Linked DNA regions of Homo sapiens: region 1 is linked to region 2. A link is a contact called in ENCODE Hi-C or POLR2A ChIA-PET data. All regions are on one chromosome and are shown on one strand. The core of a region is the stretch at or near the end of the contact, and the rest is flanking DNA. Distances in the headings are between cores, read along the strand shown.

The links. A loop is a pair of places that touch in the nucleus more often than their neighbours do. ChIA-PET counts read pairs that join two places held with the same protein, here RNA polymerase II (POLR2A). Pooled maps may share reads with other maps.
Region 1: a pooled map shows a loop between it and region 2 (2.1-fold over the local background). The contact joins the enhancer-like site here to the promoter of PRKCE in region 2. A Hi-C loop is called at or near these places in 1 of 50 pooled maps. POLR2A ChIA-PET finds 5 or more read pairs at or near these places in 2 of 52 experiments (BJ and HepG2).

Annotation. Positions count from the first base shown.
Region 1 is chr2:46,332,791-46,338,577 of GRCh38, forward strand. All of the region lies in intron 1 of EPAS1 (endothelial PAS domain protein 1), which reads left to right. Among named protein-coding and RNA genes, the nearest start is that of EPAS1, 38 kb to the left of the region's middle. Within about 2 kb of position 2,686, at least 25 of the 41 ENCODE cell types and tissues checked have a DNase peak (open chromatin) inside an H3K27ac peak, as active enhancers do.
Region 2 is chr2:45,650,085-45,655,261 of GRCh38, forward strand. PRKCE (protein kinase C epsilon) reads left to right here and starts at 1,591. Exons shown (of 15, transcript NM_005400.3): 1 at 1,591-2,364. The coding sequence starts at 2,017. It overlaps LOC102724965 (a long non-coding RNA gene), which reads right to left and starts at 1,131. Exons shown (of 2, transcript XR_005647119.2): 1 at 1-1,131. RefSeq lists silencers at 21-120, 751-850, 1,021-1,490 and enhancers at 866-1,160, 1,649-2,269.

The DNA.
Region 1 (5,787 bases), core at 1,436-3,935, 680 kb after region 2:
GTCCAAGCAGGGCACCTACACATGTGAGGTGAGGGCTCTGGGCCACGGGTGTTGGGCAACAGATTGTTCTGTAGTGTCGAGGAGGTGGGATCTGAGGCAGAAACCTCCCTGGCCTCTTAAGGATGGGACGGGTCAGGAGGGGAGGGGTCTGCCCTTGTCCGGACTTGTTCACCTGTGTCAGTGAGAGCTGACTAGCAGCTGGCTCACGAAACACACCCATGATGTGGACAGCGGGCACAGCCAGCTACTTCTGTGTGAAAACATCCTTAGTATACAGGGATTTGTTTCCTGGGGACAGTGAGGAGTCATGGGGTGTTAAGCAACCTAGTGATGAATATAGCCACCATCACTCGCCTTTATTAATCCACTTTCTACTGGAAGCACTAAAGCATTGGAACTCTGCAATACCCCCACAGCTGGGGGACCGTGACTGATTTAATCTTCATGCCAGCTCACCATACCATAACTGAAAGGGCTGTATGACACTATTATTGTTGGAGTAAGGTACTTTGATACATGAGAGGTTTGACATTTTGCCTGTGCCCTCAGAGAACCTTAAAACTAGGACTAACAAGGTGACGGTGCCTTGCAGTCAAGTAGCACAGATTGTCTAAGTGTTCCAGGCAGGAGTGAGGAGGAGACACCAGTGTAGGCTCGGTAAGATGCTCAGAAAAGCCTCTGTGGAGGTGGCAGGCCTATGTTGGCTCTCAAACTTTAGGGTTTAGAAGGTCAGAAAGGAAGAAGCACTTCAGGTGGAACAAATCAACTGGGGACATGGCTGGGCAGCAGAAAGGGGTGCGGAGTTTGGGGGTGGCAGGGCATAGTGTGGTCTGGCTGGAGTAAGCGTGGAGCTACAGGATCGTAGGAGCTAAGTTTGGAAAGGGCTGGGAGACCTCAAGGAGCACGTCCAGCTTGGACTTCATCATGAGGATGGTGGGGAGCAATTTTCATTTTAAAATGGGGGAGCGACAAGCTGAAAATGGTTTTGGGGAAAGAGTGGTGGGCTGGCGAGCTGTTCCTTGCCCCAAGATCTGACTCAAATTTTATTCTTGGTCAGTGGTAAAGAAAGTGAGGGGCAAGGGAAACAAACAGAAGATGGGGACTAAGGTCTGTGGAAATAAATAAAACACCACCAGAGCCAGAGGAGGCGTGTGCCCTGGGTGAAGTTTGTTTTTCATCCCATGGGTAACATTTATGAGTTACTGTTCAGCAAGAATGCCTTGCGGAGGTCTCTGTGGACTGAGCTGAGGCTCCAGCCTGTGGCAGCCCAGGAATTGCTGCCATATTTAGAGCTTCCAACAGAGGGTTTCATTTTCCTTGGCTTTGGTGCCAAGAAAAGAGGGGTTCTCACACTTGCTGTCCAGCAGGGCCAAAGCATGACCAGCAGGAGGAGCATGGAGGTTGGGTTCTGGCACTGCCCACCACCTGGCACCTCAGCCACTAATCAGACAACAGGCTAGGCAATTATCCGGGCATCTGACTTTAGCTACCTGTCCTTTTGTTTAAAGCCCTTTCGTGTGCTTGGCACCTTATGGATACTCAACAAGGTCTGTTTAATGAATGCGTTCTCCCCACCCAGATTCTCAATGCCTTGCTCCCTGTTCTCTAGCCTGTCTCCCGACCACTGGCACCTCTGCCCATTCCCAGTGTGTCTTTGTCATCCCTCTGCCATCCTGATTGCCTCCCTGTATCCTGCTCTTCTTTCAAAGCCAACCTCCAGCAGAGTTCTCCCTGTCTTCTCCAGCCTTGCAGGCTTTCTCCTCCCAAACTCCTACAGCCCTGACTGTTCAGCCCATTCTTCAGGACTTGGCTCTTCACCTCTCTGCAAGCTCCCTGAGGTCAGGCATAGTTGTTCCACATTTCATTCTACTGCTCACAGCCCCATCGTAGGAAGAGAGAATCATTAATATATATTGAATGAGCAGAGGGAATAAGCCATTGCTGGGGGAAAAATACAGTTTTATTTCCCAAATTGCTCAATGTTATTTGAGAGCATGATAATAAATTTGGAAAAGACTTTTAGCATTTCCTGTGGCTTTTGATGACTTCTTTACAAAGGAATGGAAATGTGCGCAGACATCTCACTTCTCATCAGAGCAAGAGAGGGCAGAATTGGGGGAAAGCAAGTGTTCGCGCTGTGGCATGAATCAGATCCCACAATACTAGACATGTGACCATGTGAACAGGCCTCAGATCAGGATTCTTTATAAAGGAAGCCCAGGACAGATTCTCTACCAGCTCTCTCCTCTTTCACTTTTCCTCTTTCTTTGCTTTCCTTTTTTTAATAGGGAGGGGAGAAGGGGTTATGAGGATGGGGGTAGGAGAGTGAGGGATCCCGTGCTTTCTCCCCCTTCTCTTGCTGTTTTGAAATACTTTAAATTCCAGGAACCAGAAGTTCTGGCAACATGTTGGGATTAGTAAGGCAGATCCTAGGATATTTCACTATTAGCATGTGATCAAGCATCAGTCCTGATTAAAAGTCTAAACAAATGTTTTCTTTGAAATTAAAGTGTCTGAAATAAAGAAGAGAGAACTGACCCTTAAAATCATATTCTGTACTTGAAAAGAGTTCTGACAACTGTCTGTCCCGGTTATGTGCACCCCCGCCCCCCACCCGCCTTTTTCCATCCAGAATGTTTGACGACACTGCCAGGGGAATTTCTGCCCCCTCCTTCCTGTATATACCCAGTGCTGGCCTCTGAGGCAGTCCAGCTCTGTTTTCTCATGACACAGTGATTATTTTTGGCATTGCAGATATTTTTTCTAATGTTATTACCCAGCCCCCTTCTTGGTTGCCTTTTGTGGAGCAATCTTTTGGGTAACTCCCTGTAAATTTGAGGGTTAATTTTAGTTCGGTGTGGTAGAGGAGGCAGTGGGAGAGAGGAGGAACGACTTCTACTCCGAAGCGCCCCACCCCCACCTTAAGAGGAGCCGGAGAGGTCCTCTCACGCCCTGCTCATGAAAGAGCTTGCTTTCACCAGCTCTGTGCTCACCATTCATCCTTTCTGCCGGCGGGCTTGAGGATATGGATATCCAGAGGTGACGCTGGGGGCTGCACCTCGGGGATGGCATCTTAATGACTTGACTTGGCGGGTGTTAGAACAGCCCCATTCAGAGTGAGTTCACTCCCTGCGCAGTTGGCTCACTCGGCCTCTGTCCATAGAGTTCTCTTGTTCACGCTGCAGGAGGAAATGGAGATTTCCAAGTGGGAAGGAGCCTTCCCGATGCTTTAACTCTTCACTGAAGGGAAGAGGAGCTGCAGAGAGCGAAATAAAATCTAAGCCGCCCCAGCTGCAGCGCCTGGGAGAGGAGCAAGGCTGGGCTGGGGATGGAGGCCAAGGCAGCTGGGATCACTTTTTCTTTCCTCCTTGAGAGGGAAAGGAAAAGAGCAAAGGGCATTTTTGATTGTCTTTCACAATCAGCAAATATTTACCCAGTTTGTCTGCCCTAGCCCAGGTTCCACTGAAGGATACACGAAAGTGGAAGATGTTGTGTCTGTGCCCTTCCCCTGGTACTTACAGCACAGTTATAGGAGTAGAACGTTTGCATAGAAAAGCCACCAAGACAGGGAGGCCTTTAATAAGGGCCTATGAGTAGTGTGGGCAGGAAGTACCCTGGAGAATGTTGCTAAGGGGCCAGGGACACTGCTGGAAGAAGTAGGGCTTGGGCTGGTCCTAAGGGGTGGGTTTTGAAGAAATAGGAAGGAATAAAATGATACAGGTAGGGAAGACTTGAAGGAGGAGAGGGACATTAATGTAGGGCTTAGTAAAATCCCATAAAGAAAGCTACAAAGAGAACAGGATTCTTCCTGGCCAGAGAGAAGATTGGACTTGTTGGACTTTACGTGCCTCAGATTAGGATGGCAGCAGGCAGCACTAACCCTGCCAGATGGCATCTTCAGTCTCAAGATCGCACGTGTTCCTGGGTCTCTTTCTACTCAAAGTGTGAGGTCACAGACTAGTAGAATCAGCATCCTCTGAGGGTTGTTAGGAAGGCAGAATCCCAGGCTTCAGCCCAGATCCTACTGAGCCTGCACTGTAACAAGATCCCTGGGTGATTCCTGGCCACAGCAAAGGTTGGGAAGTGCTGCTCTGGGTGACTCCACAGGCAGCTGTCAGCAGCACTAGTTCAGACCCCAGATTTGATTCACAGAGGTGACAAAACACCAACAGACACACACACCTTGAGTGTCCGCAGGGTGACTCTTCCCAGATGGAAACCGTCTATTCTAATTAAGAGCCGGGTTAGAATTCTTAGGAAAGATCTAGAACAGTGAGCAGCTTTGAGGAATCCACAGAACTGAAGTCATTGACGTGGTTTTTATCCGATGTCTCCAGTTTGTACCACTTTGTACTACTGATGCTTTAGAGGACACCAAAAGAACAGGTGTGGGGTTCTTTCCCTGAAGAGTATGTGGTCTAGTTAGGGAGACAGAAGCCACAGAAGTGAAATCAAGGAGAGCAACACAGGGCCAAATCGTGCGTGTGTAACCTCTGAAATGGGACTTGGAGGAGAAGTCAGTGCAGGTGAGGCTTTCCTAGGGAAACGGATGCATGGGAGATCTTGAAATATGAGCCTAATTCAGACAGGCCTGGGAGATGGAGAGAGTATATTCCAGGCAGGGAGTGGGAGGGGCAGCAGCAGTAGCTAAGTCCCCCCTAGAGACTGAAGTGGGGCGGGAAACTGCTCCCCACTTGCCCCACGGAGTTTGCTTCATGCCGAGGAATCCGTTTTACATCTCAGGCCTTTTCTTCTTGATTCAACCGCCGTGCAATTTCTTTGTCAATTTTCTTAGCTGAAGGCAGTGTTGTAGGAACAGGATGGCAGCACAGGCAGAAGGGTTTGAGCCAAACCACAGATGGTGTTGTTGGAAGCTTGTGAGATCCAAAGGAAGAAGGCTGCTGATGGGTAGAAGCCCTAAGGAAAAAAATCTAAATCAGATCTGGTAACAGCCTGGGTGTGGGGAAATACCTTCAAGCCCAGAGAGGTGGCACCAAAGAAAACAGTCTGGTGAGAAGGAAACAACCTGTGGCAGCTGTAGACTCCGCAAGCAAAGCACAAACCTTTTTTTTTTCTTTTTCTTTTAAAGACAGACTTCTCCAAGCTGAGAACTATCCCAAGGGGGCTGGTGTGCCAGCTGAGGGGCTGGCCTCAGGCAAAATGGTGGCCAGCGTGTCTCACTTTGCTGCTTCCCAGACCAAGTGTATGTTTCAAAAAGCTCATCAGATTTAGTATCCTAGAAGGCTTCACCCTCAAGATGCCCAGCTCAGCTAAATCTTTTGAACCTGAGGGACTTGCTTATTGGCCTTGTAGGGAAGGTCACCCAATTACAATCAAGAATATGGGATTTAGGGTCAAATGATCCAGGTTTGAGTGCTGGCTCCATCACTGGGTGATGGCTGGGCATGCCACTAACATCCTTGGGGTCTGTCTCCTTATGTGTAAAATGGGAGTGATACACCTGCTCTGCAAGATTGATTCAGGATTAAACAGAAGCAATATGCTGAGAGTTCTTTACTAACTGGAAAGAGTCACATGTGGTTGTTTCCTAGTTATATAGTCAGTATCTCAGCTTGCGGAGGTTAATTAGTCTCTTAGCTGAAGGCTGCATGGTGTCAGGGGTCGGGCAGTGGCAGACATCAGAGGCCACAGAGAGCAATGGAGAGCCACGCAAATGCCTCCTGCACCCGCTGGCTTTCTCCCTGCTTTTTCATGAGTGAAGACAGCACCGAGTCTTCTCTATACATCCCTGCAGTGGATAAGATGAGGGGTGGGAAAGATGGAAAG
Region 2 (5,177 bases), core at 341-2,840:
CCCAGCTGGGCCGCGCCCCGGGGCCCAGCGCTCCGGCCCTGCCCTCCCAGGTTCCCAGTCTCGGGCGCGGGGCAGTCCCTCGCCGGCCGCCGGCCCGGTCCCGGCTCCCAGCCGAGGAAATTTTTCCCCAGCAGCCCAGGGCTCTCCTCACGTGACCAGCCGCGGCGGTAGCTTCCAGCGAGAGTTTAAAGGTTACGGAGGAAATTAGCAAGGACACAGCCACTCGCCCCCCGGAGGGCGCGCCCCATTTTCCCGCAGCCCGGACGGCGGCTGTCAGCGCGCTGATCAGTGCCGAAGTCCCCCAAAGGGGCACCGATAAGGACCAGCGCAAACAGGAACAGTCACTTTGCAAAAAATAAGCAGACCACAAACCAAGCCGGGGCTCTACCGAGCTTTCACTTGTCAACAAGTTCTCGCAGCCTGCGAAGTCCAGGACAGATCCCAAAGGGGAGAATGTCCCCAAAGAAAGGCAAGAGAGAAGAACAGAGTTTAAAACTTCACCCGAGCCATGCTTGTCCCTCCCCCTTCCCCCTCCCCCACCGCCGTGGATCACAGCGTCCCGGGACAGAGTGACAGATGGGCCAGAACTCCGCAGACTGCTCCTGCCCGCCGCGGCCCGAGTGGGGGTGGGCAAGGGAAGGGTCCCGAGGCCTCTAGGGCAACAGGGCCCCCTCCACTCCCCCATCCCCGGCTCTAAAAGACAGTGTTGGCCGCAGGGTCCCCGAGAGATACGCGGCCCGGCGGGGCCCATCCATGGCCATCCACGGCCCCCGGCACGCGCATCCAGCCCAGCGCCGCCGCACCCCGGGGTCCCGCGCGGGGTCCCCGCCCCCCGGCTGACCCGCCCGCCGCTGCGACCCCGGGCAGCCTCGCCAGCTCTCCACCGTTGTCTCCTCGGCTCACTTTTTCCGTATTGCTCCCCCAACCGGCAAAACTTTCTATTTCCCCAAACACTGCCGTGCGCGCGCGCGCGTGCACACACACACACTCACACACACACACTCACACACACTGACGTCTTTTGCGCATTTCCTGCATTAGAGGGAGGGAGACTCGCTCGCACACCGACAGAGGGAGAGGAGACCGCGGGGGAGCGCGGGCTGGCGGGCGGCGAGCGAGCGGCAGCCGAGAGCGGGGACGCGGGGAGCGCGGAGGGCGGGCGCCGGCGCCCAGGAGGTGGGGCCGCGCTGAGTCGCAGTCCCTGCCCCGCCGCCGCGCTGCGCACCGCCCGGTGCTGGCCTGCGCCCCCGAGCCGGATCGGCGGCCGCCCGGACTCCGAGCCCGCGCGGATGTGAGATTCCGGGCTCCTGGCGCCTCCCGATCGCCGGCTCCGGCGCGGCGCTGCTTCGCCCAGGAGGCGGCGGCCCCGGCTGGCCGTGGGGCTTGTGGATTTTTAAAAATTTGGCTCCGAGGAGGACCATTTCCTCTCGACATGCATCCCTCCGGATAGACTGAACATCCCTCCGTTCACCCCCCCGCCCCGCGCGGTCAGAGGCAGGCGCTGAGTGTGCGAAGAGGATCCGGGTTGAAATCTGCGCCCCCGGTTCTCGTCCCCGCCCCGTCCCACCGCCCCATCCCCCTCCCGGAGTCGAAATTTCCCGGGATTATGTTTCGGAAAGGTAGGTAAGCGCCGGGCGCGGCGCCCGCTTTCCCGCAGTCCGGAGCCGGAGAGCCAGCGAGGCGGCGAGGCAGCCCCCGCGGCTTGCAGCGGAGCCGACAGCTCGTCTTCTCTTCTGGAGGTGCAGCTGGTGGTCGGGGGGAGAGACTTGCTCCAAACACGGACATCCCCCAGCTCTCCCCCCTCCCTGTTTTCCGTTAGGAACCCGGCGAGGAAATACATGCACTGGCTGAGAATCGCCCGCGCCAGGGCGCAACGCCACAAGGTGTAGGGAGTGTGCGGGGTGGGGCGAAAGGGGACCCAAGAGTCCCTGTGGCTCGGAGTGCCGGGCCGTCGGTTCTTCATTCCTGCCCTCGGGGCAGACGGAGTGACCCCGGCCCCCACTCCCCGCCCCGACCATGGTAGTGTTCAATGGCCTTCTTAAGATCAAAATCTGCGAGGCCGTGAGCTTGAAGCCCACAGCCTGGTCGCTGCGCCATGCGGTGGGACCCCGGCCGCAGACTTTCCTTCTCGACCCCTACATTGCCCTCAATGTGGACGACTCGCGCATCGGCCAAACGGCCACCAAGCAGAAGACCAACAGCCCGGCCTGGCACGACGAGTTCGTCACCGATGTGTGCAACGGACGCAAGATCGAGCTGGCTGTCTTTCACGATGCCCCCATAGGCTACGACGACTTCGTGGCCAACTGCACCATCCAGTTTGAGGAGCTGCTGCAGAACGGGAGCCGCCACTTCGAGGACTGGGTGAGTGCGGCGCCTCCCCGTCATTCCGGGAACCCGGTTGTGGGGTCCCGGGGAAAGACTCGCTGGTCTTGATCGTAGGGCTCCGGGACTTATTGACGACTGGGGTGTGTGTGCCTGTAAGTCTCAGTTTCCTTGGGGAGGTACACTTCACTTCATAGTTGGGGAGAAACAGGCATTGGCGAGGAAGATGAGACTTGGAAAGAGGATGTGGCCCTCTGCTCCCTCTGTGCCCTCCAGTTGGTGGGTGCTGCGGGAGGTTTGCAAACTGGGAGAGCCTGGGCCACTGGTGCTGAAGGTTGGCCGAGGACCCGGCTTTCTTCCGCAGGCGCGTGGTGGGCTGGCTGTGTGTGATTGTGTGTGGGTGGGTCCCTCCGTCCTTGGAAAGGCACGTGGAGCCTTTGACTGAAGGCTTCTTGCACGTCCTGGCTTTGTCCTGCTTAGCCGAGCGAGGAGTTGCTTTATTTTTCCCTCCGAGAGGAAGCTGGCTTGTTTCTATTCTCTTGCATGGTGGTTAGCTCATCTTCTGACATACAAGTAGAAAAAATGTGTTCTCCTCCAGGATGTCTCCTCTATGGTCCCAGAAACATCAGTCGAGCTTGTTTTGTCCAATTCATTGCCCATCCATGCAGAATGAATGTTGCATTTTAAGAAGGGTTCTGCTTGTGGGTAATTGGAAGTCAGTGCTTTGAATCTTATTTAAAGTTATATTGTTTCTCTGTTTTGATTGTCAAGATACTGTGCAATAAAAGACGATTTCTAAGTATGAGATTGAGTTGTTAATTGATTCCATTATTAAACTATTAAGGATTTGGAAAGAGGTCTTGTCTCAATCTACTATAAACCAAATGCATCCAGTCTTGGCACTTGGACAAGCAGAGAGAAGCAAACCTTCATTTTGCTTTTTGTGTTTGTTTTTGGGTTGTTTTTTTTTTTTTTTTTTTTTTTTTCTCTCTTCTTGGAAGGAAGGTATTAATTTAGGATGTGGATTTTTGTGTTTTCAGGTTTGTTACATGTTTCCAGCAAGTACAAGCGTTCCTCTGGAGGTATATGTTTTCAGGGTTCTTTGGTCTACACAAAAAGTGAGAGAGCTATCTAAGCCTCAAAAGTGGTGTAGAGCAATTGCTTTCTATTGAAAACCAGCTAACTTCATGAATGTCCTAGAGGTCAGAGGTTGCACATGGATCACTTTGGCATATCACCTTACATATTTTTTTCAAGGACACGGAGTTTTAGGGAAAAATAAGAGAGAGCCTGTTGTTTTTGTGCTCATGGCTGTGATGTAGTCTGCCTGAAACCATGGTTACGGTTTCACAGGGAAGCTCCAACAAGCCACATGCGTAGAACTCTAGATTTGTGGTTTGCACTTTGGAAAGCAGGCAAACCTTTATGGAATCCCAGAGAACTCCATGCCATTCTATTCTACTTCACAGATGTCCCTCATCTCTGCTTCCTTCAGCCCCCACAACAGAGCTCCCACTCATTCCCCATTTCTTTTCCATGCATGGCCTTTGGGCCCTTTCCTCATGAATGCAGTGCATATGAGAGGGGGAGTGGAAGGGATAACTAATTTCAGAGGTAGACCTTGACTCTGAAAACCTGTGATTTTGGAGTTGTTGTTTTTGGACAGGAAGGGGGTGGAAAAAACTTGACGCTGGTAGCTAGGAGATGGGAGCCTTTTGCAGTGTATGCAGATGAGGGGCTTGGACAGTGGGGCAGAGAGCAGGGATGAGGAGCAGCAGGTCTGCATTTATCCATAGAACAGATGTTGGTTGGAGGGAGAGTGTCTTTGTATCTCTGGTGATGCTTCACTGGGGCACACCCCAAACTCTGGGAGCTTCAGGACACTGTCCCCACCTTCATCCCTCCTAGTGAAGCATGCAGTGGGAACTTGTTTGGTTATCATCCTCTAAGGTTCTCAAATTCATGTTGGATTTGGCCCTAGGCCAGATCATCTAGTGCACAGGCAAGTTTTACAGATGAGGACATTGAGTTCCAGAGAAGCTAGTTGGGGACCGAGGGTCACATGACAAGCAAAGGTGGGTTGGAAGTAGGGCCCTCACCGCCTGTTGCCCATGGCTTGTCTGATGGGGAGCCGAGCCTGCCCATCTGGCCTCCCAGCCTATTCTCCCTGCAGATCCATGTGCTGTGTCCCTGACATTTTTATTGTACTTGATAACTTCATCTCTTTTGCCTTATAGCAACTGTGAATTAGGTATGGCAGGTATTGGACAAACTAAAAAACTTGAGATAGAGAAGCCCAAAGTCTGAAGGATGAGTCAAGCAGTGGAGCAGGTTCAGAATGCCCATCTGTTTTCACCAGAGGATGCTGTAGCCACTCTGGTTCCTCCAGGCTGAAGGTGGGGACTCATTGGCAGGGGTGACTGGCCCCTGGAAATGGAGACAAGTTGCAGCTGGGCTAAGTTCACCTTTCCCAGTCTTAACATTCAGGGTAAACCCATGGTTTCATAGCTTTGGGTAGAATTCCCTGGGCTCAGGTCTCTTCACTCCTTACCTGGCAGGAATGAAGAAACACACCCTTCTCAGGTGTGGCTGAGAGATCTGGCCTGAAGTAAGGGGATGTGGATAGCATAAAGCAGCCGTTTCTCTCATTTTTGCGGAACACCGAATTCTGCCGCACTTTGAATTCACTTGTATTCCTGGAGTTCCTGTTTTGTGCTCATGTCTAACCAGGGAAGCTTCTCACTGTGGGCCATCCAGAGGAAAATGAGGCCCTGGGTTACTCTCAAGGGGCTTCCATTTCACCAAGGAATTGACACCAAGTACCCACATATACATCAAGCTTGTCTAACCCA